Regions from separate parts of the Mus musculus genome. Here regions 2, 3, 4, 5, 6 and 7 are each linked to region 1. Evidence: chromatin loops called from intact Hi-C (ENCODE). Cell type or tissue: heart. All regions are shown on one strand. Region 1 holds the start of Grb10 (growth factor receptor bound protein 10). Region 2 overlaps Ddc (dopa decarboxylase). Region 3 overlaps Grb10 (growth factor receptor bound protein 10). Region 4 overlaps Grb10 (growth factor receptor bound protein 10). Region 5 overlaps Ddc (dopa decarboxylase). Region 6 holds the start of Gm51937 (a long non-coding RNA gene). Region 7 holds the start of LOC102631979 (a long non-coding RNA gene).

Region 1 (4,000 bases):
TCTTTCAAAGGTTCCCAGTAAAACTCAAAAAAAGTATGTTCACTAATCTTAAAGTTTTGATTTTTTTTTTAAGATCAAAATTTGGTAGGCAAGACTCATTCCTGGGAGCACATTTGACCGCAGCACTCTTGGTGAAATACTCTCAGACTCCTTCATCCTTTGCCTTACACAATTCCCTCAGCTGCAGAAATCCAGAACTCGAGGTCCACTTCTGTAAAATAGGAACCTCACTAAAATATTAGCCTTAGTGTGTGCCCGCAGGGGTGCGGGGGGTGGGGGGGGGAATTTTAATGACTGGAGTTCTGGTAAAGCAGGGCGAAACGTTAAATTGAGCACCATTTCTGAAACTCAGGGGCTCCAAATGGCTGAATCAGCATTTTCTGAAACAAAGTCTTCTGGGCCTGGCCTTTTAAACAGCCGCAAAGGGAAAGTTGTGCAATAACACATATTTACTCACTAATGCTACTTGTTTTGGACTTATTCTTTGCATCTCTTGAATGAAACAGTTACAAAAAAAGAGTTTTTCAAAAACATCCTAAAGGACTAGAGCCTTGTAAAAATCACCTGTGGCTCTCCTACTTTTCGGTCAAAGCAAATGAAAAGAAGTTCGCGGGGTTTCTTCCAACGCCAAGAAAAGACAAATACATTTTTTTTTCCAAAGTGAAGAATACCCTAATTTCCATAACGCACATGCCGCAGGCCCTCGCCAGGCAGGCGTTTGGAGAGGCAATCAGCAAAGGCAGAGAGTTGCATCAGAAATTTCCTTCTGCAAACGGTACCGCTCTTATCACGTTTCCACCGCTGGCGGGCTGCTAGTTCGTGAGCCCTCAAACTTGGTGTTAGGCCCCAGCGACGGGTAGCGGGGCCACTAACAGACCCGAAGAAAGAAAGGGGTGGGGGTTGGGGAGTGTGTGTGGGGGGGTACGGAACCTCGGGCCGCGGTCCGGGCCGCGCTCGCTTGGGACTTGGGAGTGTCTGGCACCGCTGCCCGGTCCGCCTGGCGCGCGCGCCGAGGCCCGGGGCGCAGCGGGAGCACCCGCTTCTCCGGTGACCCCCGGGCGCCCACCCTCCTCCAGGGCGGTGGCCCCTGAAAGCGCGGCCGTGACCGCAGCCCCCGCCCGAGCCCCCCGAGCCGTCGCCGTCGGACAAGACGGCTCAAGAATGTGCCGCTCGGGGCCCCGCGCCTCCCCCCGTGGGCTGGAGCGCAGGGGAGAGCGTTGCGGGGCGCCGCAGCCGCGCGCCCGCCGCCCCGTCCCGCCATCCCGTGCCGCCCCGCCGGGGGCCCGGGGCGCCGCAGCCCCCCAGACCCCCCAAGGCGACGCCCTTCCGCCCGCCGCGCCTCGCGGGGCCCCGCGTCCCGATCGCGGGCGGCCCCGAGCGCAGACAATGACGGCGCGGGGAGCCGCCCGGCCGCCGGGCCCCGCGAGGCGCGGACCACAAAAGTAACTTGCCGCGGCTCCCCGCCCAACTCCTACCTGACGTGCAGCTCCTCGTCGCCTCCGCGTGGCCGCTGGCCACACGTTGCACGAGTCACAACGGAGAAAAACCGAAGGCAAAGCCGGACACTGGACGGTCCCAGTCGCCGTGCGTGAGACGGTGCGCGGAAACTTCGTGCTCCCGTGGGTCTCGGAACGCGAATCCCGCCCGCCACTGGTCGCAGCGCCCTTCCCTTCCTGCCGCCTCCCCGCACCCCACCCCCTCGATGGGCTTTAAACTCTCCGGGCCCCGCCCGCCCTCCCCGCCTCCGCCGCCGCCTCCGCCTCCTCCTCCCCCGGCCGCTTTTCCTGCTCCTCCTCCCGCCGCCGCCCGGACCGCTCGGCGGCCGCCAGCGCGGGAGGAGCCGCGGCCTGGGCGCAGGGCGTGGCGCGGGGGGCGCGGGCTCGCGGGGTTGGCGTGGCACGATGCTCTCCCGCCCGGGCGGGAGCGCGCCCACCATGCTTGCAGCGCGCGGGACCCCCGGCGCCACGCCACCGCCCCGGTGCGCGGCCGCGCCGGCGGAAGACCGACCGGACCTGTCCCGAGGGCCATTCGGAAGGGAATTGTTCGAAACTCAGAAAGTACTCCCCAACCGCACAGTTCAAACTCTTCCTGGGCTGCGGCCGCCCGACACCGTCGTGGGCAGCCCCGGGCCCGGACAAGGAAACTCGGGCTTGCTCACGGCGGGTCGGGTCCGAGCCTCACCTTTCTCAGCCTCAGTTTCGCCAGCTGCGTGTGAGTAGCCGAAGGAGGGAAGCCTGAGAGGCCCTTCATTGTTTTCTTGAGGCAGCCGAGCAAGCCTCGTGTCCTTTACCTCTGAAGTGGGGCCCTCGTGAAAGTAAAGCCCAGACGGGCCGTGCCCGGTTTCTAAAGTGACCCACGAAAAGGCAACGGGCTAATTTGATCGGCCCCTTCGAAATAATTCTTAATGTTGTGTCGCTTTTCTAGTACAGATAGGCTACCAATAATTACACCTTTTTCTTGAGTTTCGGCTTTGTAAAAGCAGCCCTGACCGTAAATCACCGTAGTTGAGAAGACACGTGGTGTGAAACATTTGTGAATTCTCCTTCTTCTCCCTCACTCAGGCCTCTGAGGTTTGTTCCTAGAACAACTGTAGAAAGTAGAGAGACTGAGCCTAAAAAGTAACTTCTTAAAAGTAACTTCTAGAAAGTCGAGAAGCTGGGAGTGGGCTCACAGCAAGGCAAAGATTTGAAAGCTGTGCTGTGTGCATTGTCCGACGCTCTTTTTGAGCACGGCTCGGTACCTCTTGCTTTTAACAGTGGTTTTTCCGACCTCAGATTGATGTAATCAATGAAAAGTTTTTCCTTTCCTATAACTGAACACTCACTCTTATTTCTGGCCGTTGGTCCAAGACTCAGAAACCTACAAGGTGAAAATCCAGAGAAAAGGATGTGAATAAGTCTTAGATTCCCGGGGAAAGGAACACAAGAAGTCTTTTGTAGACAAAGGACTCAAAAGCGAACCGAAGCAGAGAAAACTGGGCTAACTTTTCCCAAGTTGATTGGCTTCAAACTTTACAGTTTTCCTGCAGGGTCTCACCAACGATCCATACTGCACCGGACACAAAGCCTGTCGGGTCAGGGAACTTTTACAGAGGTTTGAAAGTTTCTACATACTTTCGCAATACTTTTCCCCCCTGAATCGATTTGTTGGTAAGTTCCAAACAGTGTGGACCCTTCAGCCCTCTACATATTGATGTTGCCTTTCCAAACATGGAGATGTTTTCTTATATAACAACCACATACCTTTCAAATCCACAGATTTATATTGGTACAAAACGTGTATTTAATCTAGGTTTAAACTTTTTTTCCCCCTCAGTTTATCTGATAATTTAGAGCATTGCTTTTTCTTACAAGACCAGTCCAGTGATCTAGGTGGAAAGTTTAATCTGTGTTTCTCAGGCATTACTACTAACTAGAATGGTATGGAGATAAATGTCAAGTATTTTCTTGATGTCAAAGCCCTGGACAGGCCTTCACCCCCAAATTTCCTGGATCCCTGTAGACCCATATAGCAGCGTTCTGAACAAAGGTTTTTGCCTTATTCTTGCTGTAGCCTTAGGGTTACAGTTAGCTCCAGTGTCGAGGGAGGCCCTGGCCAGTTCTGTGAGCAGATTACACTACTTCCATCTCATATCCAGACTCCCAGCGCCCCCTGCCCACACATTCCCCAGCAGAGGTATTACAGACTCACACATTGTAAGGGTAGCAGTGTATAAATGAGCCTGGAGAACCCAGCCTCCTGGGCAAGACAGGATGGCTTTGTAGCTCACAAACTTCCCAAAGGAGTAATATATGAACTAGACTTGGGTGTTAAGGCAGGAAACGGGATTCCCTGGTAGTGAGGAATTCCATTATCCAAGTGTGAGCTTCAGGAGGCTCATTCAGCCGAAAGTAGAGAATCTGATGGACTCTAATTTTAAATTAGTAATGAGTTGATTAACATGTCTCCCTACTAATTGTAGGAATAGTGTCACTGGTAACTATTTACCTTTTGCTAGTGT
Region 2 (4,000 bases), 190 kb before region 1:
AAAGGATGTAAGAAACATTCCAAAGCTTTGGTTCAATTATTCTTCAAATTAAACCTCTTGGTAAGTCAAGGTCAAATGAATCATAAACTTTGTGGATACCACTCTGCCAGAACACCATCAAAATCTAAGATACAACAAGAAACCCAAGTCATCTGAAGCAAGGGTGAAGGTGTCAGACTCACCAAGTGCTCACACGCCCTCCCCTGCCCCACAGTGGGATGCAGCAAGAGACACAGCCTTAGGATAACACAAGACTCTCCCCAAGGAGCAACAGGATATGAGTGATGGATGGTCATCACAGCCATCACTCAGATTAACCATGAGACTGGCAGAGCTTTATACTCCTTTGTAAGACAAGACACACTGTAATTTGAATGTCTGTTAAATCCTTTGGATCCATTGGCTTTGGGAAGTGACCAGATCATCATGGTGGAATCCTGAGACACCGGAGAGATTGCTCGTATCCTCTACCATGTGATTATACATAGAAAGTGCTACCCATTAGCCAGGCAACAAATCAACTAGTGCCCTACTCCTGCCTTTCTACACACAAGACGTTTAAATAGTGAACTCCTGTTATTTACACACTCTGGGGTCTGTGGTGTTGTGTGGAGCATCCCAAATGGACTGAAACAAGATGATGTCATGTTTTCCATGGGTGCTGCTTGGGTTCCACATAGACCTCTATTTATAGAATTTGCTTTTTCGGCTGAAGTCCTCTAACATAGCTCCTTAGATGCCGTTGTTTATGTTCCGTTCAGGATATCAGATGAAGGGGTGAGACAAAACAAGATGGAGAGTTTTCGTGGGTCAACCACAAGAAACCCTCATACCTTGGCATGGGAAACTAGGGTCTAGAAGGCTATTTAGGCTTCTTTTTTCTCTCACACCCTTCTGTTGCTTATCCCATATCCTCCATCCTTGAGAGAAGGGCATGATTTTTGAAAAGAAAACAGGCCACTTGGCTGCACCCCTAGGTATCTCAGAGCTTGTTTCTTAGCACCTAGATGAAAGACATTTCACTCTGAGTCTCAACAACTAAGTGGGGAACAGCTAAAGCCACTCTAGAATGTGTCACCCATAAACCTGGTTCAGTAGGTAGGAAAATATTCTATACGATGAATCAAGTTTACGTGCAAAATCTAACCTCTGCTCTTGAGAGATGACCTATAGACCTCTTTTTTCCTGGAGCTTTGGCCCCAGACAGTCTGATACTATGATTAGTGATGGAGACACCAGGCAATTTTCACTTCTGGGGGAGTTGATCTCTAAAGGTTCTAGTTGGGCTTCCAGGAGGGTCTGAGTAGGACCAAGTCTACACAAAAACAAGCAGCAAAAGGTTAGAGAGCCTTGCCTTCTAGGGGAATGTCGTTACTCAGAGCATATAGTTATATATTATATACGGCTAGAGTGTTTCATGCCCTTGTGACTCCTCAGAGTTCACCAGAAGCTGTGTGTGCTCACACTTCAAGACTGTCCTGTGTGTCTCCTTGGCTGATTTTAATCTCTAATCTTCAACCATCCCTGTGAGACAGTTCTCAGTAAGTTTTAGAGTCTTTAGCAGCTTATGGGGTCTAAAGGAGTTTGAAGAGTCCTCAGGTTGTAGCTAGTGTCTAAACAAGGGTACTCAGTCGCAAGGACCGCCTTGAGAAGTCTGCAACTTGGATCAACTCCAAACTCCAACAAGAAAGAACTCACAAATGCTCCTTAGAAGCTTCTGTATGGGCTTCTCCTGGTCCTAAGGGGAAGGGAGACAGTACTGACAATGCCTCTGTGTTCTGCATCTTACATGCTTGGCTAAGACCAGCCCCATCATCCAGGCTCTCCAGCACACATACACATGTAGGAGTTATGTGGATGTAGCATGAACACACAACAGCCAGATATAGGGAGTTACATATGTCAGGCACATTACCACTGAGGCCACACCCACCACCTTTTGCTTCTAAAGCCATTGGCCTCCTGTTGCTACTACAATCTATTTTCTAAAAGGATGCCTCATTATGCAGAAGTCAGGCCAGGGTAACCATGGCGTACAACCTCCTTGCAAGCCCCTCTGTCCCTTGGGATGAAGCTGTGGCAGGCCATAGTATACCTATTCCCCTTCCTCAGTGTCCCCATGTGTGTACCTAAGGCTGCCACCTATCCATCTGCTATAACTTATTCTCTCTTTAATAAACGCTGATCGCCTTCCACCCCCAGCAAACAAAAGGCATTGGCTTAGAGACGGTGGGTTACAAAGGCTTAACTATAAGACGCTACCACCAGTTAGTATTATTGCCCTGATGAACACTGGCCATGCATGAAAGGGGTAGGTGTTGGCCTGTTAGCACCCCCAACACTGTCCTAAGAGCAATCCCTGGGTTTGAACTCAAACTGCAAAGTGCATATCGGGCTCTGCCCACAGCACCCGAACCGCCTGCCAGAGGGAGCTGCAGGACAGCAGGGCAGCCTGAGCTGTGCTCATCCAGCACTGTGAGCATTAATGGCAGGGGCCACCTGCTGGCTGTCATCTTCCTGCTCCTGTGGGGAGCCAGATTGAGTTCAGGGATAGCAGCCGTGTAGTCTCTATCTGGCAGAAGACTTCGGTGCTTTAAATCTGATAGCCCTGGGGAATGACATCAGCCGGCTGTTGGCCAGGACATTCAGTCCTTGGCCTGACATCTGAGTCAGAGGACTTCGACTTGCTTGGCTGAGCTTGTGAAGGTCTGCAGCTAACGAGGCCCACAGTACAGCCATACTGCGGATGGCCAGCTAGTTCAGTGTGTTCTCAGCCTGCTGTGTGTGGCTGCCGTTAGCCAGTAATAATCACAGCTGTGCCATAGCTCATAACAGGTGGAGCCAAATCCTGAGTGAATGGCAAGGCTGTGTCCACCCCACTTCTCACGGTTGGTGATTAGCCTCACGGTCCTGGCAGTACAAGCATGTACTACACGCAGTACATGCCTTTCCTACAGCCTATTGTCTGCAAGAACTCCCCTGAGCTGCACTGTGAAGGAAATACTGTTTTACCATTATGAGAACCGTTTTTCTTTCCAATTTTTTGATAGGGGAAAATGAAGGTCAGAATTTAAGACATGCAGCTGTAAGCTCTAAGCTTCCCTGCCGCTTAAGGTCATGGCCAGCCCCCACATCCACCATTGTCTCCTGCTGGCCAGGGAACAATGACCCAAGGGAGAAGAAGTCTTTCCGAAGAAGAGACCACAAGTAAATCAGGGGTTAGGAGAGGTGGGAAACGTGCTTGGCCCACACGAAGTGACAATGAAGCCAAATGCCAAGCAGGTGGCGTGATGTCTGGCACAAGTCGAAGGGCTGAGGTCAGAGAGCTTGCTAGGGACAGCTCCACCCGAGCCTTTACATCCCTGAGGAACAGAGAAGGGTGAGTTTCATGGGCTGATATATCCTTGGTGCCTTAGAAACAGTTCCAAGGCCTGCTGAGTTCCCAGAGCTCGCATCAAAGGTGAAACTTTGGAAACACAGGCATTTCTTCATTTTGCAGCTAAAACAGAATTCTAGTCTCGATGAGAAAGACAAAATGTCCTCATCTAGGGAGGAAGGAGGCAAGCATGAGGCCCAGGAAATTATCTGAAACTGAGTGTTCTTTGTAGAAGTTTAGCTTGAAAGCATTGATTTGCTAAATCAATATGAACAGCTATGTGCTCCTTACTGATGGGCATGTCTGAGAAATTTATCATTCCACAAGGCAGTCATTGGGAAAGCTTTGTTTTGCTTGTACACATCTCAGAAGTAACACATGGCATTCTAACTGGTGTTTACCCTCACTGAAAATGTCACACTGCATAGCACAGCACAATAAATTATGCCTGTCTATCTTTCCTTTGTTTCTTTTGAAACACAACTCTGACTGTCCTGGGACTCACTCTGTAGACCAGGCTGACCTCAAACTCAGAAATCCGCCTGCCTCTGCTTTTCAAGTGCTGGGATTAAAGACATGCATCAACATTTTCTGGCTTACAGTAATTTATTTTCTTTTAAAAAA
Region 3 (4,000 bases), 62 kb before region 1:
CCTGGGCTTGCTGTAGTCTTTGGCTGTGCCGACCCCTGGTGGCAGTCCCTGGTGTCTCCTGTCCTATTTCTTTTTTGGGGAACAGGTAAATTCCTGGGTTGGTTCTCTGTAGTAAAGCCAAAGCCAAAGCAATTCTGATACTATTCAAATATTATTCATATAAAGCAGGTAGATTCTAGAAGAGACAACACGTTCAGATTGCTGTCCTCTCCTCTGGAGTGGGTAATTTCTTCATCTGAATATACTGTACTGGGTGGTCTTTGAAAGGATACCAGGCTAATCTGAGAACATCCAATTACCAGGTTACGGTCTTCACTAATCAAATATAGCTGCTATGCTCAGATCCTCCAAATCTTTAAGCTTTTCAGAGCTGTCAAAATGAAAGTAAAGCCTCAAAGTTCTACAATGGTTTACTCAAAAACCAACTTTAATATGTCCTATGAGGACAATTACTAAGTTATATGTTCGGATTTTTTTTTTTTTTACAATTACTGATAAGACTTTACTTGAAGTTCCTAAAATTCAAATGTAGACTAAAAATGAAATCTTCTAAATTATGTTTAAACAGCTGATTCTTAAGGGTCTACACTAATTTTATTTTTTAAGTACTGGAGTTAGATATAATAAAATTATATTAGATTTTTTTTTAGAAAATTATAATATTTACTTATGGCAAGGCATGAATCACAGCAGTTGGGTGCTGGATAGAGGACAACGTCTAGGTTGATTTTCTCCTTCTAATTACAATGTGGGTCTGGGATTAAACTCAGGTTGTCAAGCTTGGAGGTGTCTTTCCCCGCTGACCTATCTTACCAGCCTCACTTTCAGTTCTTGTAAATGTTCTACAAGCTTATATTTTTCTCAGTGAGGACCTTGTGTGTCTTTTCTACCCGTGTGGCTAACTGCTAAACTGTTTTGTACTCCCGTGAACCTGAGCAGAGCTATCATAAACCATTTGGAAAAGGCTTTCTTCCAGTGAACAGAAGTGGAAGAAGGAGACAGACTGATATGCTCTGATGAAACAAGTTCCACAAGGGTACCTCTTCAGAAAGAATGCTAGGAAAGAAAAGAAAAATGGCTTCATAAAGGCAATTTCACCTCCAATGAATTTGTAAGAATGTGTTTCCTGAACAAACATGGCTGCCAAATAAAACTCTTAGTAGCTGTCTCCCTTCCATAAAGAGCCAAGTTGCAACTGGGCATGGACTTTGCCCCAAATATTTGAGGTCATCTGATCTAAAATTCACATCTCTTCTTGCTTCACTGTCATTAACAAACTCAAGGCTAGTTCTGTTTGGAAATATTGGAAATACATATAAATTTAGTTAAATAAATTCTTATTTGGCTCATAAGCCATGACTGGCAAATATCTCCCCCAAGTCAAGTGAGGTGTGCTGATCTGGAAAGGGTACGGAGAGGGGAGAGGTACAAGCAGAGGAGGCTCTCCCCGCCCGGGCATGCGGGCGTGCGTACCTTAGTACCTTAGCAAATAACACACTTCTTGGTTCATAGCACCATCTAGTGTCTTTTCTACGTGAACTGGAGCTTAACGGTGGTTCTGGGTTTTCTTCGCTACATTATTTTGTCTTAAAGACATTTGCATTATGCATGTGATGTATCCATTGTGGTGGCCCAATCTTCACAGTAAGCCCCCCTCCACGCCCCCCAGGAACACTCACCACCTTCCTTGTTTGCCCTGGCTGTACATCTCTTGGGAAATGAAGAGCTATAGGCAAGCTTGTGTGTCTATGTGACTTAATGACAGGGAAGGAAGAATTAAAAAGCATGTCTACCTGAGAAATTTCTGGTACTTAATTTTGGACCATGTTTTTGCTGCCGTTTTCCTGGACTTGAGTCAGATACAGACACACAGCACGTATTTGGTCTTTCTGATTAAGTGTGTGACCAGAATTGGTGACAGCACTTTGTTAACTGAACATGTTACCTTTTGTCATCCTAATAAGAGGATCTTCTTCTTTAAGCACCTTCTGTTTTTGTAAAGTCTTTTAAAAACTCAGTTACAAATCAGTATATATGCTACTTTGTTTGTTTTCTGATTGGTCATTTTGTGGCAATTGGTAAAAAGGCTTAAAGACAGAAATGATTATCAACACTCTTTTAAAGTACACTTGAAGCTAAAAACAATGACCTAGGGAACAATACTTCACTATAAAAAACAGTTGTTGGTATTGAACAACTGTCATTGTTCACACTCCAATCTGAGGGGGCAGAAATCAATCAATTAAACATGTGAGAAATGTTACAAAGGGAAGCACTAATTCACTAATATTTTATTATTAAGCATATTTAATAACTAAGTGAAAGATGTTAAAAAAATAAATGAAGGTACTATTAGTTTCCTTTAAGATTTCATATGTCCATGGATTCAAGTAACCACAGAGCAAAAACATTTGGGGGAAAAATCTATACACGTACATTAAATATCTGCAGATGATTTTTGCCATCCTTCTAAAGCAATGCAGTATAGCCTATAGCCTATAGTTCTATAGAATTAGGTGTTATAAATAATCAAGTAGTAACATATATAAAGTGTTCCTATTTTATAAGCAAACCCAACACCATTTTGTACTTGAAACACAAGCATCTATAGCTTTTAGGGATCTTGAAATATATGTGTACAAATGAAAAAGACTACACATATCTAGAAAGAAAGAGAAGGGAGGGTTTGAGGTGGCCAGAGTCTAGGGGGAGAGGATAAGGGCTGGCATTTATGGGTTTAGAGTTGCACCTGGAGAAGAGTTCTGTGGCTAGACCTGGGTAATGGCTACACACCAATATGACTACTTTTGCTTTGTTTTTTTGAGACATGCTCTGGCTATCTATTTCAGTTTCCAAGTCTTTGGAATATAGGCATGTACAACCACACATGGCTCTAACAGTTCCTACATTAAAAAAAAAACAATAAAAAAGCAATTTTAAACTTAAGACTTTAAGATACCTTCAAACATGGGCAATTAAGGTCCCAGTCTTATTGCTTTATTTAGGCAGGCCTCTGCTAGAATTAAGCAATGTTCCATGCTCAGACTTCAAAGACAGAACCCTGCTCTAGCCTTATGTTACCTTCCTCTCTCAGAGCTGCTCACTCACCACCCAGGGCCCACTTGTTCTGGGTTCTTGATCCTAGCCCCTGTGCACTTGATCCTTGTGTGGAGCAAAACCCTAAGAGTCTCTTTATCCCCAATTTAGAGCCACTTCCCTATTTTTTTTCTCAACTTGCCCAGCATTCCCCTCTCAAACATGCCTCATCTGAGGAGATTGAGGCAAGACAGGCATGGATGTTGCTCATGATGGCTATCATAGGTCTGGACTCATGCAAGTCAGACTTCAGAATGGCCTCAGGTGAACAGTGCTGATACCAGTGCAGCCAGGGAGAAATGTCACAGGGAATCCTTGAGAAAATCAATTTAAGGTAATGAAGGAAATCCTCAAGTTAGGAGACAAAACAAGAACAGGAAAAACCCTGAGGCAAAGGAGTCTTAGCCTCTCCAGGTACTGAGAGCACTGGCTTGCTACAGGGGCACAGAAATGCTGTCTGTTTCTTAAGTGAGTTACAGTTAGCATGGGATCCTCTTCCTCAGAAAAACGAATCTTCAGTATAAAAGTAATGCTTGGTCACTACTCAGGATAGTGGCAGGAAGTGGTTGTTTAAATCACCCACCTTCTAACAACAACAACAACAACAACAACAACAACAACAACAAAACAGTAACAAAATGATTAATTGATTTGTACTTTGATTCCTATGAGATTTATTTTTAAAACTATGTTTTAGGGATCTGTAAATAATTCCATTTAAAATAAATAAGGAAAGCTACTTATTTTACTCAATGATTCCATTCATTAAAGCTAAAGAACTGGCACCCAGTGTTCAATAAGTGTCCCATAGGAAAGTGTCCTTCCTTGGATTTTATAGTATCCTCTCACAGTGCTCAAGGAAGCACCTGGACATTACTAAGTCTCTTTCCAGTTCTTTAAGGTG
Region 4 (4,000 bases), 55 kb before region 1:
TTGTGCAACCAAATTCCAGTTATTAGGCATGAAAGTATACTATTTAAAAAGATAGCCAAAAAGATAGATGAGTTAAGGACCCGTGCTCTAACTTCATCTTGTAGAATTATTAAACCAGAGACTTCTAGTATAAAATAAAAGTTGAATCTAGAGTCAAAGTGGCCAGCCACATGTGTGCTAAGTGGTAAAGCAGAAAATGAGGTAGTTAGCAGATGCTAGATTCTAATAGCTATTGATTGGTTATCTCTGCTAACAGTGCTTAACTCCACTGAAATGTCTTCTCTGTGAAGACTCACTGCAGACCAGCATGCATCAGTGTCTTAGAGAAAGTCTTCACTGTGGAGTAAACATTATCTATTCTAAAAGAAGTGATCTGAGGCTCTCCTCTAGTGTTTCTCAAGACAGTAATTCTGAATGGCCTCTAGTTTAGAAGAGATTTGAAGAGACTGTCTTATCATTGATCATAATTAAATGAAAGAATTACTTATTTCTAAATTGTTCCCTGCTCCACTTGAAAGGGACTTTATTGGACAAAATGGTCCACATTATATGATTGGTAAGTTAGAATAGTGTGAGGCTCACTGCTGCATCCCTGTTCCTCACATGGTCTTGGTAAGCAACAGATACTTGTATCATAGAGGAAGAAGGGATTCATGAGTAGAAGTCACAGAAGAACTTCCCAGCAAGCAATCAGAATGAAAAGTAAACCTGCCAGGGAAACAGGAAGAGTTGCTTGGCTCAAGCCCTCTACTAAACTTTGAGTATCCTGACAGTTGAAGGAGACACGAAACATTAATGGAGCCCAATCATCTGCTCAAAGGGACAAAAGAGTGGAGTGACCTGGCAGAGCAGCGCAGACAAGGCCCAGAACAGCTAAGACTTGAGAAATGGCAACAGATGACAATGTTTTTTATCAGTTTTGCTCTAAATAAGGACCAGGAGCAAGAGTTCGGCTGCTTGCTTGACACTAGCCAAAGACAGAGAATGCAAACTCCTCAATGCCTGTTTGTCCCAATCTTCCTTATGAAGATAAATGATCTTAAAAGTAGGAAGGAAGAGGCACAATTAATGGGAGACCACTGTTTACTACTGTGTAGAGGTGACAGCAGGGATGGGAGACATCTTCTCTGCTGCTCGGAAGAAGCCCATGGTCAAAATCTTACTGTGAGCCACATAAAAATCTCAAAAATCAAAAATGAAGGAAAGCAGTAGTGGATTCAGATAAGGAACAAGTTCTAATATGGAGACCAGAAAGAACAAAGGGACAGACGGTTCAGAGAATGGAGCCAACCAGCCTGGGTTCAAGTCTAACTCTGGCACTCACAAAATGGTGGGGTCTGGACATTGCTCCTAACTCTGGCCTGTTTCCTCCCTATAAATATGGCCCTAGTAACACTTCTACTTCATAGGACTGCGAGATGGATTCGATGAACTAAACCATGAATCATACGTTCTTACTAGCTTTGAGAACTTATTTTTTAGAACAGAGAGGTCAATGTAGATGACAGCAAAGAAGTCATGACAAATCTAAGAGTTTATAATTCCTCATGTTATCTGATACCAGAACAATCACCATGATGTACAAGTGTCATTATCTGGTATGGCAAGAACTATTTAATTTTCCATAATGCAGAAGGAATGTAGACACTAGTGATTTGGTGCGAAAAGAACTAGAGATGATTCACTCACGGTTTTAACATCCTGACTCTAACAAAGGTGTTAGGCATTAGGAAAGAAGTGAGGAAAATTCTGGCAACCCTTAAGTATATGCCCATGAGACTTGAAATCTAGAGATTTAAACACTCACAAGCTAACTGAATAATCATCTATCTACAGATGAATGGAGGTAAACATGCCAGAATATTATTTAGTAATAAAAGATACGAGGCTATAAGTGAACATAGACTAACTTTAAAATTCAGAAAGACAGCACATGGGCTAGAGGCTATAAGAGGTAGGAGGATTTATTGTTTAATTGGCTCAGAGTTTCTGCTGGAGTGCTAAGAAAGTTTTAGAAATAGATATTGATGATGGTTGTACAACACTGTGAATAAAAAGAGCAGCACTGAATTATATACTTGAGATGGCTAGAATGATAAAATTTAATTTTATATATTTTTCTATAAGAAAGAGGTTTTTCTTAAAAATTGTTAAGTAGTTTTAAGTATTAGAAAATGAGCCAATTTTGAAGTAAAATGTAGCCCTTTCTGTTGGTGCAGCTAAGAAATACATGGAGTGTTTTTAGCAACTGCCACATAAAAATAAGCAGCTTATGTTAGGAATGAGATAACCAAACAGGAACGACAAATCCTCTTTGCCAGAGAGAAGTAAGAGGTCAAGGAAAGGCACAGCTAATCTTTTATTCTATACATTAGGTCCCTTGTAAGGAACTGGCAACTCTGGGTCCCACATATTTTTAATCCTAAAGTCAATATCAGAAATTAAGGAAGCAAGAAGGAATAACATAGTGTCCTAGTCCTAGTCAGCCAAATAGCCCGAGAACCTTATACACTGAATTTGGTTCTGGCTATGGGGACAAGAGGATGGTGGTTTGGGGAAAGCCCTAGGAAGGCACCCCGAAGGCTACTGTGGGGCTTCGTGATTGCCTGGAGACAAACAGATCCACTTTCTCCCAGGAAGGGAACGGCCTCTGTACTGCACGGCCAGAGAGCTGTACATCCCAGGACTGCTCACCACACTCTCAAGTGCTGTGTGTGTGCCAAGAGGGAAGATGAACATTGCACTTGGACACACTTGAAAGAGGGACTGTGCCCTTGTATTCCCTGAAACCTCCCTCAGAGCATCGGCTTCCTTGATTTCCACTCAGTTGGTTTCCTTAGTTTTAGTGTGAGATGAGTGTTCAGAATCCGAAAGGAAGACAGCATGCTTGATGCTTCTGCAGATCGCCTGTCCAGGCTCTTTGCTACCTTTTCTACGTGACAATGTCTTTTCTATTTACAAGAGCTAAAGTTTGTTTGTTTTTTAACAGAAGAGAATAATAGCATGCATGCTACATGCACTGTTCGCTCTCATCATGAGGGAGGAATTTGATCAACTAGTGAGTTATTTAGATTTTAAAAAGTGTTAAAATATGAAACAGGCCTATAATTTTGACTTCTAGTACTATTTCACACATACTTATCAATACGCTTCCAGTAGGAGTGTTTTTGTGCCTATCTCTCTCTGAAACAGTCTGCATAGACAGGTCATATGTGTTCCTTCAAAATTTTGTAATAGTCATCTGCAAACTCTGTACGTGTTATTGAAGGAAGGAGTCTTGATCACCGATTCCCGTTCCTCCAGAGCTATTTAAGATGTTTTGTTTCTGGCGTTAGGTTTCAGCTCACTGGTAGAGCACTTGCTAGTATGCCTGGGGCCCTAGGGGTTCAATACTCAGCATCACATATACACAAAGATTTGTCTATTTCGAGAGCAGCTATGCTTTTAGACTGTTGCAATCATTTATCTGTACTTTCACATTCACTGCTCAAGATTTTCCTCTTTCTAAAACCCCAGCCTCTACTGATATGGTTTGCTTCCATACAGGCCTGCGTACCGTGATATAACTGTTTATTTATTAACACAAAAGACTAGCTTTGCTTCCATTGTTGTCTACTGATCTATTTTTGTTTCAATGAGTTCCTATTTTAACTTTTGTAATTGCTTTCTTTGGAACTTCTCAGACTTATTATTATATACGTTCTTCTAGTTTCAGTAATCCTCCTTTGTGGAACACGGAGGTTAGGTTGTACACAGCCTTGAGCAGCGTGCAGACACACTTTCTCGCTGCCATGCACTCGTGCCCATTCCATTCTAAACGACTAGCATTTCCAGCATGATTTCCTGTGTAGGCCATGAGTGAAATAAGAGTTTGTTTTAAAGTTTCTACAAACATGTTACGTGTTTTGTTTTGACATTTGATTTAATCACACTAGGTCAAAGAACGAGGCTTGCGTGAAATGGATTGCTTAAAATTTACTGCAACTTTCCATATATGGTC
Region 5 (4,000 bases), 220 kb before region 1:
CAGGAATCTTGTGGAGGTATATATAGCCAGATGACTAGGACAGTGGGGTTTGTTTATCAACCCGGTTCCCAGATGTGCTGATGTTGTGTGTCCACAGGTGACCTGGTTACTGAGGCCACAGGCAACTCAGCAGAGGATTACAGTTCCAGAGGTATTGGATGGACTCTTGGCATTGGGTCAAGAGGAAAGCATCCAATCACATCAGAGGAAACTGGGCAGCAAGTCCATGGAGGAGAGTCTACTGGGCCAGTCAGCCAGCCAGCGCGGCCTGCTTAGCACCACAGGTCATGTTCTGTAGCCCTTGGCAACTGGTACACAACTTTGCTTGTGGATGTCCTGAATAATACTTTATTGTGTTCAACAAAAACAAAGATGGCTGACACTGGCATAACATACCTTTAGCCGGAAGCAGACCAACCCAAGAATGACTTCTGTGCAAATTTCAAAGCGAGGGTCCTGGCGTACCAGTGACTCAAACTCATGAGACAGCTCCACGTGCTGGAAAAAGGGAAGGGAAACTTGCTGTCTTTCTCATCACAACTTTAGCCTAACCCTGGCCACCCAGTACCTTATAGGGCTGCACATCTATTAGTCATTCACATGCGCTGAGCAATGTCCTGCATCCTCACCAGCATTTCCCACATAGGTTGAGAAGAAACTCATCTGCCCTATACCACAAGGATTCCAGCTTCCTCAAAAAAAAAAAAAAAAAAAAAAAACCTCATTTTCTTCTGTCCATGGATCTATGTTTTAACCCCCTTCCGTTTATAATTTTATAATAAACATTATAAAGAAGTAGTTGAAGATTCTAAAAGAAAAAAAGGCCACCTTGACCTCCTCATGATAGCTTTATTAATTTGTAGATAGGAAACTGAGACCCTGCAAGAACAAGTGTCATAGCGTAGGCCTCAGTCATACCTGGGCTCAGCTGAGATTCACATCAGCTGCATCTGATGTGTACACTGGGGTATCACTTCTGCAGTAAATGGGATAGTGATCCCAGCCTGATTCCAACTTACAGACAGGAATCACCCTAACCTGCCACATTCAAGAGCTGTGTCCCCTCTGGTGTGATGGTGTGTGCCTGTAATCACAGCACCTGGAAGATTCTATGAGCCTGAGGCCAACCTGATCGACATACTGAGCCCCAGGCCAACCTGATCGACATACTGAGCCTGAGGCCAACCTGATCGACATACTGAGCCCCAGGCCAACCAAGGCTACATACTGAGACCCTAGCTCCAAAATAATAAAATAATTAAAAGGAAAAAGAAAACGCTATGTGATCGCATTGAATACACCAACTTATTTAATCTCTAGATGTTTAAAGAATTCAAAAACTGATTAAAACCACATATGAACATTTGCTCACTCTCCAAGGGCACACTTAGCTAATTGGAGCCTCCTGGCATCCAGCACTACCTTCCACAAGGCCCATCCTTTAGAGGAGCTGAAGCACACACAGCTTGTTTGGTCATAGATGCCACAGAAGCAATTGTCTCAAGTCTTCCCACCAGAGGGCACCAAAGATTCAGGACTAAAATGCTCTTCAATTAGCTCAAGCCTAGGAACGCCATCTTTGACCATTCCTATGGTCTCCTGTGAAGGCTGGATTGGGGCCTTTCCAGAAAGAGGTGTGGTGTGTCTTTAACCTGGCACAAGCTAATCGCAGTGAGCTGTCCTGAACTGAGAGTCATCACCACCTTTGACTGATAAACCACTTGGGGTTTCTTTCTTATTACACACAAGTTGACTCACCCTCCTTATCCCGTTTGCAATTGGATCAGGGACTATCTAGAAATCTACACACACTCTAGGTTTCTAGTTCTTTCCCCTGTGTAGCTTCTTACACTGCTCAATGTTTGCATACATTTCCTTACAACAGTTTTGTGACCTGGACAGATGCCAGTTTAGAAGAGACACGGGTACTCTTCTAACAACTGCTTTTCTGCATCCTGTCATAGAAGAGGGCCCGAGACACTCAGCCCCTGCCTTTAGCTGCACATCTGGTAATGCAGTGGGACTTAAGGGGAAAGCTGTCACCACCACAGGCTGGAAACCACAGGCATGCTTGCCTCATCAAGATGATGTTGTGGCTTAGAAAGGACTCAGCTGAAGTCACTGGGCCCTCTGCATCTGACTAAATGGGTAGACATGTCCTGGCTCATACTCAGGGCTTAGCCTGGAAACAAACAAACAAACAAAAAAAGTAGGGTAGTAGGACTTAGAATAATAAGCGGCTCCTCAAGCTACTTTAAGGCACATCATAGTGACTGGGTGGCTTATTGGAACCGAAGTTCCATACTGCCCAGAAAGCCTCCTTGAGACAAAAGGACTAGATGGTATCTATCCCAACCAACTCAAAGGTTTTCTTAGTTTGGGAGGTTTGGGTTGTTGTTGCTGCTGTTGTTCGTTTGCTTGCTTGTTTTATTTCATTTTGTTTGGCGGTAGTGGGGGAGAAAAACATTATGCTCTCATTACTAGTATTGCTCCGTCAAAATTACTGCTGGATGGATACGTGGAAAACATTAAATTTACACACTGCTTTTAATTAACTTCCTGGAGCTGATAACCTATATTCTAATGAAAGTGTCTTAGAAGATACATAGAACCAGTTTGTGAGTGCCTTAATCGTAAAGGCCCAAACTACTGCCTGATTCCAACGCTGTGCTTAAGGAAAAAAAAAAAAAAAAAAAAAAAAAAAACGCTCTTTCAGACAACAGCAGATCATGGCTGCTCTCACTCTCTTTCCAGCCTGAACTTTCCAGCCCCGGGCTGGGCCTCCCCTCCCCTCCCCTCCCCTCCCCTCCCCCAGAAGCTCTTTCCTATGTAATCCAGACATTTTGGCCTCTCGCTCCCCCTCACTCCCCCCTCTCTGCATTCTCTCTCCCTGAACGCGCATGCTCTTTCTCGCTTTCTCTTCCCCCTCCCCTCTGTCTCGCTCCTCGTGGCGCCTCGTTCCTTGGGACCAGTGAACTCGCCCCAGAGCTGCTTCCCAAGAAACCTGCCTTTATTCAAACCTGGTTTGAATTGACTCGTTTCACTGGGGGAGAATAACTTATCACATCCATTCCTCTGTCCCCAAAGGCCTGTCCCTTCTAGGAAATTGTCTGTCTCTGCTTGTATATGAAAATTCTGATGCCCTCATGTTTATGAAAGGGCCTCATGATGTACTTTTCAGAGCTTATCCCTGTTGTTAGGCAATGCATGATGGTGTTTGCTTACAAAGACACCTGAATTCGTTTCTGAGTTTCCTACGACCGACCGTTAGAACATTAGATAAACAAAGAAGGCAGTCACCTTTCGGATGTAAGCCTGCAGCCCCTTGACTCCGTACATTCTAAAAACAAACCACATTTTCAAAGAGCGAAATCGTCGCCCCAGTGGGATCTGCCAGTGCTGAAATAAAATATAAAGAACCCGTCAGTGAGAACAGTGCAAACAGCCAGGCTCCTTTTCAGCTTCCCAGTCAGCCGGTTTCTTCTGGAAGCAGCCAGTTTCCTATAGAATGGCCGTTTCCCAGCCGGGAAGGCGTACAACTTGTTGTGTGAGCTGGGGAGAAGAGAGGGAGAAGCTGCCTTCACATCCTGTGGAGATGAGGACAGAAGAAACACTGAACGAGAGGCACTGAAGTTTACCATTTTCAACGCACAAATGTCTGCTGAGTACACCCCAGAGGAGGCACTCCAGGAAGAAATAGGAATGATGTGGTCCTGCCCTAGGCAGCTTCCGAGGGGGCAGGAGGTCATCCAGGCAGAGAGAGGGTGCTGAACTCCTTGTGTGTCTGCCTTTCTCTGCCTGGATGCACTGAAGCTGCACTCTGAAACAGTATCAGCGCCTTTGTCTCACTGACCTCTGGGGAGTGACCCCTAATACCCTTTTACCAAAGAAGCCTGCCTCTGCTTCTCCTAGCTTTTCCAGACGGTCATCTGACAGGCTGTTCACACTGGCTCCTCACATTCTTCTTGATGGTGATGGATGATGGTTGGAAATGCAATAA
Region 6 (4,000 bases), 200 kb before region 1:
TTTTTTTTTTAATTTAAGAAACAAGTTTCATTTGTCCCTGCATTGGTCCCAGCCATTGTGTCTTAAGGTGTCATTATGTGGTACTCTGCCACTTGATTTTAAAACTTAATTTTCTTACTTAGTGTAGCCAAAGTGATTACTGCATTGTTTCTAAGAATCTCCAGAGAATTTTAAAGATGCGGTACTTTATTCTCAGCAAGTACTCTTAAGCATTAAGATTGTTTAAGTGAGAGTTAGACCAAGAGACTGATGATAAATCTAAGAATAAATACACAGAAGCAAGAGAATTAAATATAAGAACTGAAATTTCCTGGGATTTGTTGTCTGCTCATGAGAGATAAGTCAAATGGCAGGTCGCCTGTCTCCACCTGCTCGTCCCTCAAGCTAATCTGTCGCAACAATACACTCGAGATAAAAGTTTACAGGCAGAGGGAGGTTGAGCAAGAATTCCAGCAGCACTCTGAAATGGAGGCAAACGGTAGGCTAAGTAACCACTACCTCCATTCTCAGGGGGCCCTGGATGTGCTCTGGCAGGCAGGCCTCCCTCTCTGCCGACACATATTCAGGGGCCACCACAGGTGACCAGAACAACAGAGAAACTTACCACATGGCAGAGCAGTCAAAGTTCACCAAAAGCCACTTGTGGGGATTAAAGTTAAAGGAATCTGCAAACTGTAAAGGAATAAAAAAATAAATAAAATAAAAAAATTTAAAAAACGGCAAAACAAGACAATTTACTCATAGCTCTTTAGGGAGAAAGTAAGACCTTGTGTATTCTAAGAACTCACGTTTTAGGTCCCAGGCTCTAAGATCACGCAAGATTCCTCACGTGAGAGTTCAAAGCACTGGAAATCCAGAATATTCAGTTTATAACTACCATGTCCAGAATATGAGCATTGGGCCCACAAATAGTTTGTCCTGAACCATCAAATTTCCCAGGATATACATGTCATCATGATGACAGGAAAGAGGAAAAAAAAAATCTCATAACTAATCTAAGGTAATTAGAAGTCCCCCCCACCTCTTTTTTTTCAATTTAACTAAAGGTTCTTTGGCCAGCATGACACCAGATCATACTTTCCATGAACCTAAGGGTTTTCCTCCTCAATTTTAAAGATGAGGTCTAAGTATAGTGAACAGTTGCTAGTTTCTTGGCTGGAGGGTCACAGATAACAACTGCAGCTTTGCTGACCATGCTTTCAAGGAGAAAATAGATTTCAACTGCCAACAACAGCTAGAAGGCTCCTGGGTCTCAGCTGTGCACTCGCAAATCCAAGAGCTTCACAAAGGCTGCTTTCTGCCATTTTCCAAATGCAGGCCCCGGGGTTTTGTTGAGAGGCAAACCGGTCCATCTGAGTGTCGGGGATTTGGCCTCAGAGCTTAATTTAGATAGAAACAAGGCTCAGTCTACCCCGATTTCCTAACGGGACATTTTTCAAACTTCCCAAGGCTTTGCGGGTGCTCCTCTTTATTTAATTCCAGGGACCCTCACTGAGGAGGTAGCAAAGCCCTAAGGGGTCCGATTGGTGTCAGTGATAGACACGGGAGTCAGCCGAAGCAAACTTCCATATGGACCCAAGCTGGAGGTGCCGATTCATTTCCTCCCAGGTTTCAAAAAAAGTAATTTTGAGAAGGAGACAGGAAATTACAGCAAGTTTCATTTGTTGATAAAAGGAAACAAAAGGTTAAAGCGGAGCATTGTTTGCTGGGGATTTTATTAGTTCCCTCCACTGGGGCTGATCTGTTTAAACTTCTTTCATTACCGTACAGTGATATTTTCCTCGCGCTGACAGAGAGGACGGCCCTTATCTGCAAGGGTCGGGCCACAGCAGGATATTGCGGCCGCTTATCTGACCACGGAGCAGCCGAGCCCTCAGCCAGGCAAGGAAGAGCTGTACCACTAATGGAGGAAAAATTGCAGCGAGTCCTTGTCCCTGTGAGTGCTGTGAATGGTGTCTGCTGTTGATAGGATCTGGCTGCGGTGCCCATCGCCCTGGTGGTCTGACTGTCCAGCACCCCTCTGTGAAAGGTGAAACTTTTGAGTTGTCAGTTCAGGCCGAAGATGAGCACTGGTAGATCAGGAAATCTTAAACCGGATATCTGAACTCACAAACTTAGAGCCTAGGCCGGACTACAGGAAAGGCATAGGCGAAGTGTGGCCCTTCTTGCCTCCACTATGCTGAAGGTCAAATGGGTTTCTTGTCCCTTATCTGAAATGCTTCTTTAAGTTTAAAAGTATTTACACATACAGGGTAAAGTATTAGCCACAGGACCCAAACCTAAGCATGAAATGTAAGTGTCCCAAGACGCAGCTTGGAGGTTATTTTACTAAGTGTTTTTTAAATTTCTATGTACGAGACAAAGCTTCATGGGATGGAATTTACCACTTTGGCATGGTCTCAGGGCTTGGGAAGTTTCAAATTTTGGAGCACACTGGATGTTGGAGTTTGGTTTAGAAACGTCACACACCATCAATCATTTCCGAGACCCAAACATCCACAAAACTAGTGAGGGGTTTGGCATTACAGTCATAGGATCAGAGCTTCCCACGAGTTAACACAAACCCCAGTACTTAGTGATCTTTTTTACCTCTTTCTACCTCCAAGGATGGATTCCAGTTTAGCATGTATGAAATACTCAGTAAGGGACTACTGACTGCGTAAGAGAGTGAGTGATTGTGGTGGACATAGAAACCACAATGCTGCTGGCTCACCAGCAAGAAGGGGGATTATTCTCTTCAAAGATGGGACAATTTGTATTCCATACCTTTGACAGTCGCTTTTCTGTTATTACAGTCTTATGTGAATTCAAAACAGTAATTAGAAAATTGATCGGCAAGCCTGACATGCAAGCAGAAAGAGGTTTAGGGGGACTTTCTATAAGCCCTGGTGAAAAATAATGAAAGCATCTAATGCGTGCTCAGTTTCCTGTGCACCACACTCTTCTTAAACCCTTTAAGTGTGATTAACGCAGCCACTCCTAAGGCTAACCGCACAAAGGAGTCATCACTGGTAAATCTACTTTATGATAGATGGAGGATACCTGACCTGCCCAAGGGCGCATAGCCATCCCAGTCTGGAAGGGTGAAGCCTGCTTGCTGATCCAGCCTCCCTTATAAAGTGAAGCCTCGGGAAACCTCTTCTTCCAAGAAGAAAGCAATTCTTGTCTGGCTAAAGCACTGACTCCGCAAACTTAGCATCTCCCCCCCTTGGACACACTTGTTCTACAGGAGGCCTCTTGGGGTTCTTCGGGACATGAATCTGCTAGTGGCCAGGTGGAAGAGCTTCCTAGCCTGTGGATAGCCCAACAGTAGAATTCTGCCCACGTCTGGAAAGATGGACCACAGGGCCCATCTGTGTTAAGTTTGTTAAGTATGCACTGTTTTATGCTCTGTAGCTCTGGGGAGAGTAGAGTCTTGGCTAACTGCTTTGATTGTTACTTCTCATGACAGAGTTTCGTTTGGGGTTACAGGATACACTTTGCAATTTTCAGAAGAGTCCACGGGACATTTAGAACGCATTGGTGACTTTCTGTGGAATATTGGCCACTGTGACTGCCCATCTTACTCAGGTATATGAGAAGAACGTGAGCAACTCATTGAGCCAGATCGTAGAGGATTACAGGTTGACGTTTTAAATTATTGTCTGACTGGAATGCATAGCAATTTTATTTTACTCATAAATATTTTTCTATGGCTTTATATGTACAAGTCTAACCTATGATGCACAGCTCTACCCAGGATTTGTAGCAAACTGGAAAATAGCTGTCTGCCTCAGGAGTGCTTCAAAAGTCAGGCTGCATGACTGGAATGTCCTCAGCCCCTATCCTGAGGTACTGTATTTATTAAGTTAATTTTCATTTTTTAAAAATTATGTGTATGGGGACACAGTCTAGGTACATGTATGGAGTGCAGGAGTGCACGGGACAGAGGCATCCAGTGTCCTAGAGTTGCAGTTATGGGAGTAGCTGCTGGAAACCAAACTCAGGTCCTCTGCAACAA
Region 7 (4,000 bases), 72 kb before region 1:
ATACAGAGGTCTCGAGTGGCAGTGCATTCACAGAAGAGCAGGTTAAGCCTAGGCAGACCCCGGAGGTCATCAGTAAGCGCAGAAGTAGAATCCTGCTTAAGGCCATCAATTCAGTTCCAGAAAATTAATGTTTAAAATGAAGCAAAGAGAAAAGAACTGTTTGGAGTTGAGGCAGTATTTATGCACCATTAATGATGGGGCACAAAAAATTATGAGAGTAATTGTGTTTAAATAGCAAAGGGAAAAACATGCTCTAAGGAGTCAATGTGTGGTCTGCCATTGCTGAGCTTGTTATGAATTCAGAAAAGGTCCCATCTACAGCACTACCTAGCATGAATCAGACCTCCTCTCCTATAGCACTACCTAGCATGAATCAGACCTCCTCTCCTATAGCACTACCTAGCATGAATCAGACCTCCTCTCCCGAGTTCCCTTGATCCCCCCAATGTCTTAGAAGCTCTGCCCTTGAACAGTACAAGTCAGCAATGGCTATGTCTGGTGCTATGTCTGGTGTGTCAGCATACTCCAGATAGGACCTCAGTTTCCCTTGTCACCACTGCATGTGTTCAAGCCCCTGGTTCGCCTACTGAGGTGGAAAGGTTGTGTTTAATGACAGGCCCAACTTTGGTCACACTTGCTCTGCCTACAGAGATAGTGTCTAAGTTCCACAACAGGGAACAAGGTCAGGGCAGCTTCTGCTTTCTGCCCCAGATATCCTACTCCATGAAAGTTAAGTGTCCTCATGAAGGAAGCCAGCCAGGTTTGGTTTTCTGCAGCTAAATATATCCTGACAGTGGCTGAGACAACTTGGAAATGCATACAACCGGTAGCCATTTTAGTGCCATTGTCATGTGTAACTATGTCAGTCCTCAGTGAAATGGGGTCCCTCACACCCTTCCCAATTAAGGCTGTCCCACCAGGCTGCTGAGTACACAGACCTCCAGACAAACTGTACTCAGGGCAGTGTTTGTTGGATGGTAGCAAGCGGGATTTAGCTCACTTTACACTATCGGCATAGCCCCTGTACGGGATGACTTTCTTCAGTGGTGTAGCCATTAATAAGTTGCTCATGCTTGGTAAATAACCTTGACCCTCAGTAAAACTCAGTGGATCAGAACAAAACCAAAAAGGCTGGTGAGATGGCTCTGCATATCTGAGCACCTGGGTACTACTCTGATTTGAGCCATGGATCTATATGAGAGAAGAGAACTGAGTCCTTAATTAATTGCCCTTTGATGTCCATACTCACTGTACTGCATGTGTGCCCCCCACTAAATAAATAGATATTGATCAGAATATATAATTTACATGTATGATGTTATCAAAGAATAAATACACAATAAAACTAAAAACAGCCACAAAGAACAGCAGCCTTCCACAAGTGAGAAACACCTTCCCTGCTCTCACTGGTCCCAGTTGGCTTGAGGAATCTGACGACAAACACGCCAGTGCACTGTTCTCATGAAGAGCCAACTCTGATCCCAAGAAAAACACGAGCAGGCAAAATTCCCGGGTTTCCTTATTCTTACAAATTTGGACAATCGGTGGGGAGGAGGCTCATTTTCTTGCTAGCCAAGGCGAGGGCCAGACAGTACTTTTGTGGTCTACTTCAGGACAGGAAACTTGTAAACAACCTCGGGGACAAACCATGCACGATCATCAGGATCCTTACTCAAGGCAGAAGGTCACCAGGGAGGTAGACAGCCCAGATGCACTTCAGCATGTGACCCTGTGCAGAAGCCAGGACAGTGCTGGCTCCGAGACAAGGGACACTGACCTCACCTTCTAAGTCTGACAGTGCTGTAATTCGGGCGGCTCGAGAGGCACTCATGGGGAGCAGTGTTCCAAAGCCAGCAGAGTATTAGAAAAAAGCCTACTGCTGGAGAGCCTGGTGCTGTATGCCACTAGACTGCAGAGAATGGGACTGGCTGGCTCCGCCGTGTTAGAGAACAGCAGAGGTGGGCAAGTGGAAAAAAATGGGTCTAGTGGGAAAACACAGAATCTTCTAAATTGCAAGTTTTAAAGAGGCAGCTAAGGTAGCAGGAAGCCTGTGAGGACTCTAGGCCGAAACACTAGGTCAGACACAACTGTATGCTGACACCAGCCTCACTTTACTGTAGGTGACTGACATCTGTACTGACTTACAGCAGTAAGTGAGTGAGCACCACAGCAGCCCATGCGCTGCACAGAGCAGAGCCTCCATGTAAAGTCACTGTCTATGTTCTACTCCCTGCAGCAGGCAGGGTGTGGTATGCTGCTGAGCCCTGGGCCATCTTGTTCCTAGCTCACTGCTAAAGGGAGTTTGAGATGCCACGATTCCCCTGCTCATGTCTCTGATAAGCTGAATGGCTGTCACTGGGGAGTTTCTCACATGGGGGCAGTGACTAGCTCTCTACTTCATAGTACCACTTCAAATGAGAAACAAGTTTTAAAAGGGCAGTTATTATCTCCTGAGTCAAGTGGCCATTCTTTGGCCTTGAGCAGGCTGCATTTGAAGTCAAGACCTCAAGATGGAAGCTCTGATTGTATCCCATACTGAAGAGTGCCTGCACAGGAAGGCCCAGCGGTGTGCCATAGCAGAAAGGCTGATTGACCCGGATGACCTGGTCACACAACTTCTTTAAAAGAGCTAAAATCATCCTTAAACATCAAATCATTAATTAAAAAACAACAGCAGCAGCAAGAACAACAATAAATAACAACAACAACAACAAAACAATCAAAAGATTCTTTGAACACAGTGATGCATTCCTCAGTCTGGTGAGAGGCTAAAGACACTTGGGTGACAAGCCCGAGGACCTGAGTTCAATCCTCCAGGACCCGTATGGTGTAAAGAGAACTGACTTATGAAAATTGTTCTTTAATTTTTTTTTTGTTTTGTTTTTCGAGACATGGTTTCTCTGTGTAGCCCTGGCTGCCCTGGAACTCACTCTGTAGACCAGGCTGGCCTCGAACTCAGAAATTCACCTGCCTCTGCCTCCCAAGTGCTGGGATTAAAGGCGTGTGCCACCATGCCCAGCTGTTCTTTAATTATATATATGCATCATAGCACACATGTTGTCCTCAGGAATAAATAAATAAATAAATAAATAAATGATACATAAGTGCATAGTTAATGTTTTGTTTTTTGTTTTTGTTTTGTTTGTTTGTTTGTTTGTTTGTTTTTTTTTTTTTGCAAAATTACCCTGATACATTCCTAACTTAGTAAATTGAATTTTGGCCAACACATTAAAAGAACTCATGAAAAAAAAGTTCAGTATCAACCCAAAGAGGCTATCTTAGAACTTCTGTCCTTTTTCCACAAAGAAATGCATCATTGTGTTGTAGTCAGGGACCACTTACATGCTTGGCAGGTGGCTGGCTCGGAGGAGGAGGTAAGGAGCTAGGAGCAACCGAAGGAGGGCTCCCAGGGGCCGCACCAGTGAGCTCCGGAAATGGGTTGGGGATGGCCGGAAGAGATGCAGTTCTTAACTGCTGGTCTTCCTCCTGAAGGCGCCTATAAGGAAGGAGTCAAAAACTAGTTTGCCATCCTAGCACACACCTGCTGGGTCTACGCCCCAGAGAAGGAAATGCTGGGTTTCTGTGGATGCTGGTACAACCATGTTCATGACAGCCTTATTCACAGTGGCCCAAATCAGGAAGCAGCCTAATTGTCCAACCGTGAATGGGTGATGAAATATCATGTAGCCTTAAAAAGAAAATTATCCAGACAATAAGGGAAGGGAATTCTGACCTATGCTATAAATCCAGTAGCAGAAGGACACACACTGGCAGACTCCATTGTACAGGGCATACAAAACAGTTGAATTCAGAACGTAGAATGGCAGGGGCAGAGGAAAGAGAGGGGGGAGCTGCTATTAAAGAGTTCAGTTTCTGTTCTCTAAGATGAGAATATTTTGGGGATTGGCCATTAATCCCGAGTGTTCGCTAACACTTTAAAAGGTGGCTACTATGCAACATATGCTCTGACTTTTAAGATACCAGCTCTCTCAAGGAATGA

What was found. Peaks named below come from ENCODE experiments on the same cell type or tissue, not always from the same donor. Only the 100,000 strongest peaks of a DNase experiment are listed, where the experiment ranks them.
Region 2: it touches region 1 in a loop (2.9-fold over the local background); 2 of 42 quality-filtered maps call a loop at or near these places.
Region 3: a loop joins it to region 1, with 2.5 times the contacts of the local background. A loop is called at or near these places in 4 of 42 quality-filtered maps.
Region 4: it touches region 1 in a loop (2.2-fold over the local background); 6 of 42 quality-filtered maps call a loop at or near these places.
Region 5: a loop joins it to region 1, with 4 times the contacts of the local background. A loop is called at or near these places in 13 of 42 quality-filtered maps.
Region 6: it touches region 1 in a loop (3-fold over the local background); 8 of 42 quality-filtered maps call a loop at or near these places.
Region 7: a loop joins it to region 1, with 12 times the contacts of the local background. A loop is called at or near these places in 2 of 42 quality-filtered maps.

The regions. Positions count from the first base shown.
Region 1 is chr11:12,035,717-12,039,716 of GRCm38, forward strand. It overlaps Grb10 (growth factor receptor bound protein 10), which reads right to left and starts at 1,704. Exons shown (of 17, transcript NM_010345.4): 1 at 1,476-1,704. In heart, CTCF peaks have their summits at 1,530 and 3,678; DNase peaks (open chromatin) are centred at 985 and 1,625; H3K4me3 peaks cover 3,226 bases; H3K27ac peaks cover 3,900 bases; H3K27me3 peaks cover 2,527 bases.
Region 2 is chr11:11,841,985-11,845,984 of GRCm38, forward strand. The region is part of intron 7 of Ddc (dopa decarboxylase); the gene reads right to left. It overlaps Gm51937 (a long non-coding RNA gene), which reads left to right. Exons shown (of 2, transcript XR_003949848.1): 2 at 1-3,831. Among named protein-coding and RNA genes, the nearest start is that of Gm51937, 7.6 kb to the left of the region's middle. In heart, a CTCF peak has its summit at 2,457 (motif pointing left); DNase peaks (open chromatin) are centred at 2,637 and 3,227; H3K27ac peaks cover 4,000 bases.
Region 3 is chr11:11,973,577-11,977,576 of GRCm38, forward strand. The region is part of intron 2 of Grb10 (growth factor receptor bound protein 10); the gene reads right to left. Among named protein-coding and RNA genes, the nearest start is that of Grb10, 62 kb to the right of the region's middle. In heart, CTCF peaks have their summits at 15 (motif pointing left) and 1,518 (motif pointing left); no DNase peak of the experiment used is centred here.
Region 4 is chr11:11,980,815-11,984,814 of GRCm38, forward strand. The region is part of intron 2 of Grb10 (growth factor receptor bound protein 10); the gene reads right to left. Among named protein-coding and RNA genes, the nearest start is that of Grb10, 55 kb to the right of the region's middle. In heart, no CTCF peak of the experiment used is centred here; no DNase peak of the experiment used is centred here.
Region 5 is chr11:11,818,895-11,822,894 of GRCm38, forward strand. It overlaps Ddc (dopa decarboxylase), which reads right to left. Exons shown (of 15, transcript NM_001190448.1): 12 at 3,301-3,399; 13 at 397-498. Among named protein-coding and RNA genes, the nearest start is that of Fignl1, 12 kb to the left of the region's middle. In heart, no CTCF peak of the experiment used is centred here; DNase peaks (open chromatin) are centred at 1,617 and 2,047; H3K4me3 peaks cover 1,067 bases; H3K27ac peaks cover 3,753 bases.
Region 6 is chr11:11,835,138-11,839,137 of GRCm38, forward strand. It overlaps Ddc (dopa decarboxylase), which reads right to left. Exons shown (of 15, transcript NM_001190448.1): 9 at 605-672. It overlaps Gm51937 (a long non-coding RNA gene), which reads left to right and starts at 1,217. Exons shown (of 2, transcript XR_003949848.1): 1 at 1,217-1,936; 2 at 3,032-4,000. In heart, no CTCF peak of the experiment used is centred here; a DNase peak (open chromatin) is centred at 1,824; H3K4me3 peaks cover 919 bases; H3K27ac peaks cover 4,000 bases.
Region 7 is chr11:11,964,190-11,968,189 of GRCm38, forward strand. It overlaps Grb10 (growth factor receptor bound protein 10), which reads right to left. Exons shown (of 17, transcript NM_010345.4): 4 at 3,343-3,496. LOC102631979 (a long non-coding RNA gene) reads right to left here and starts at 3,336. Exons shown (of 2, transcript XR_381046.3): 1 at 364-3,336; 2 at 1-327. In heart, no CTCF peak of the experiment used is centred here; DNase peaks (open chromatin) are centred at 762, 1,712 and 2,202; H3K27ac peaks cover 3,609 bases.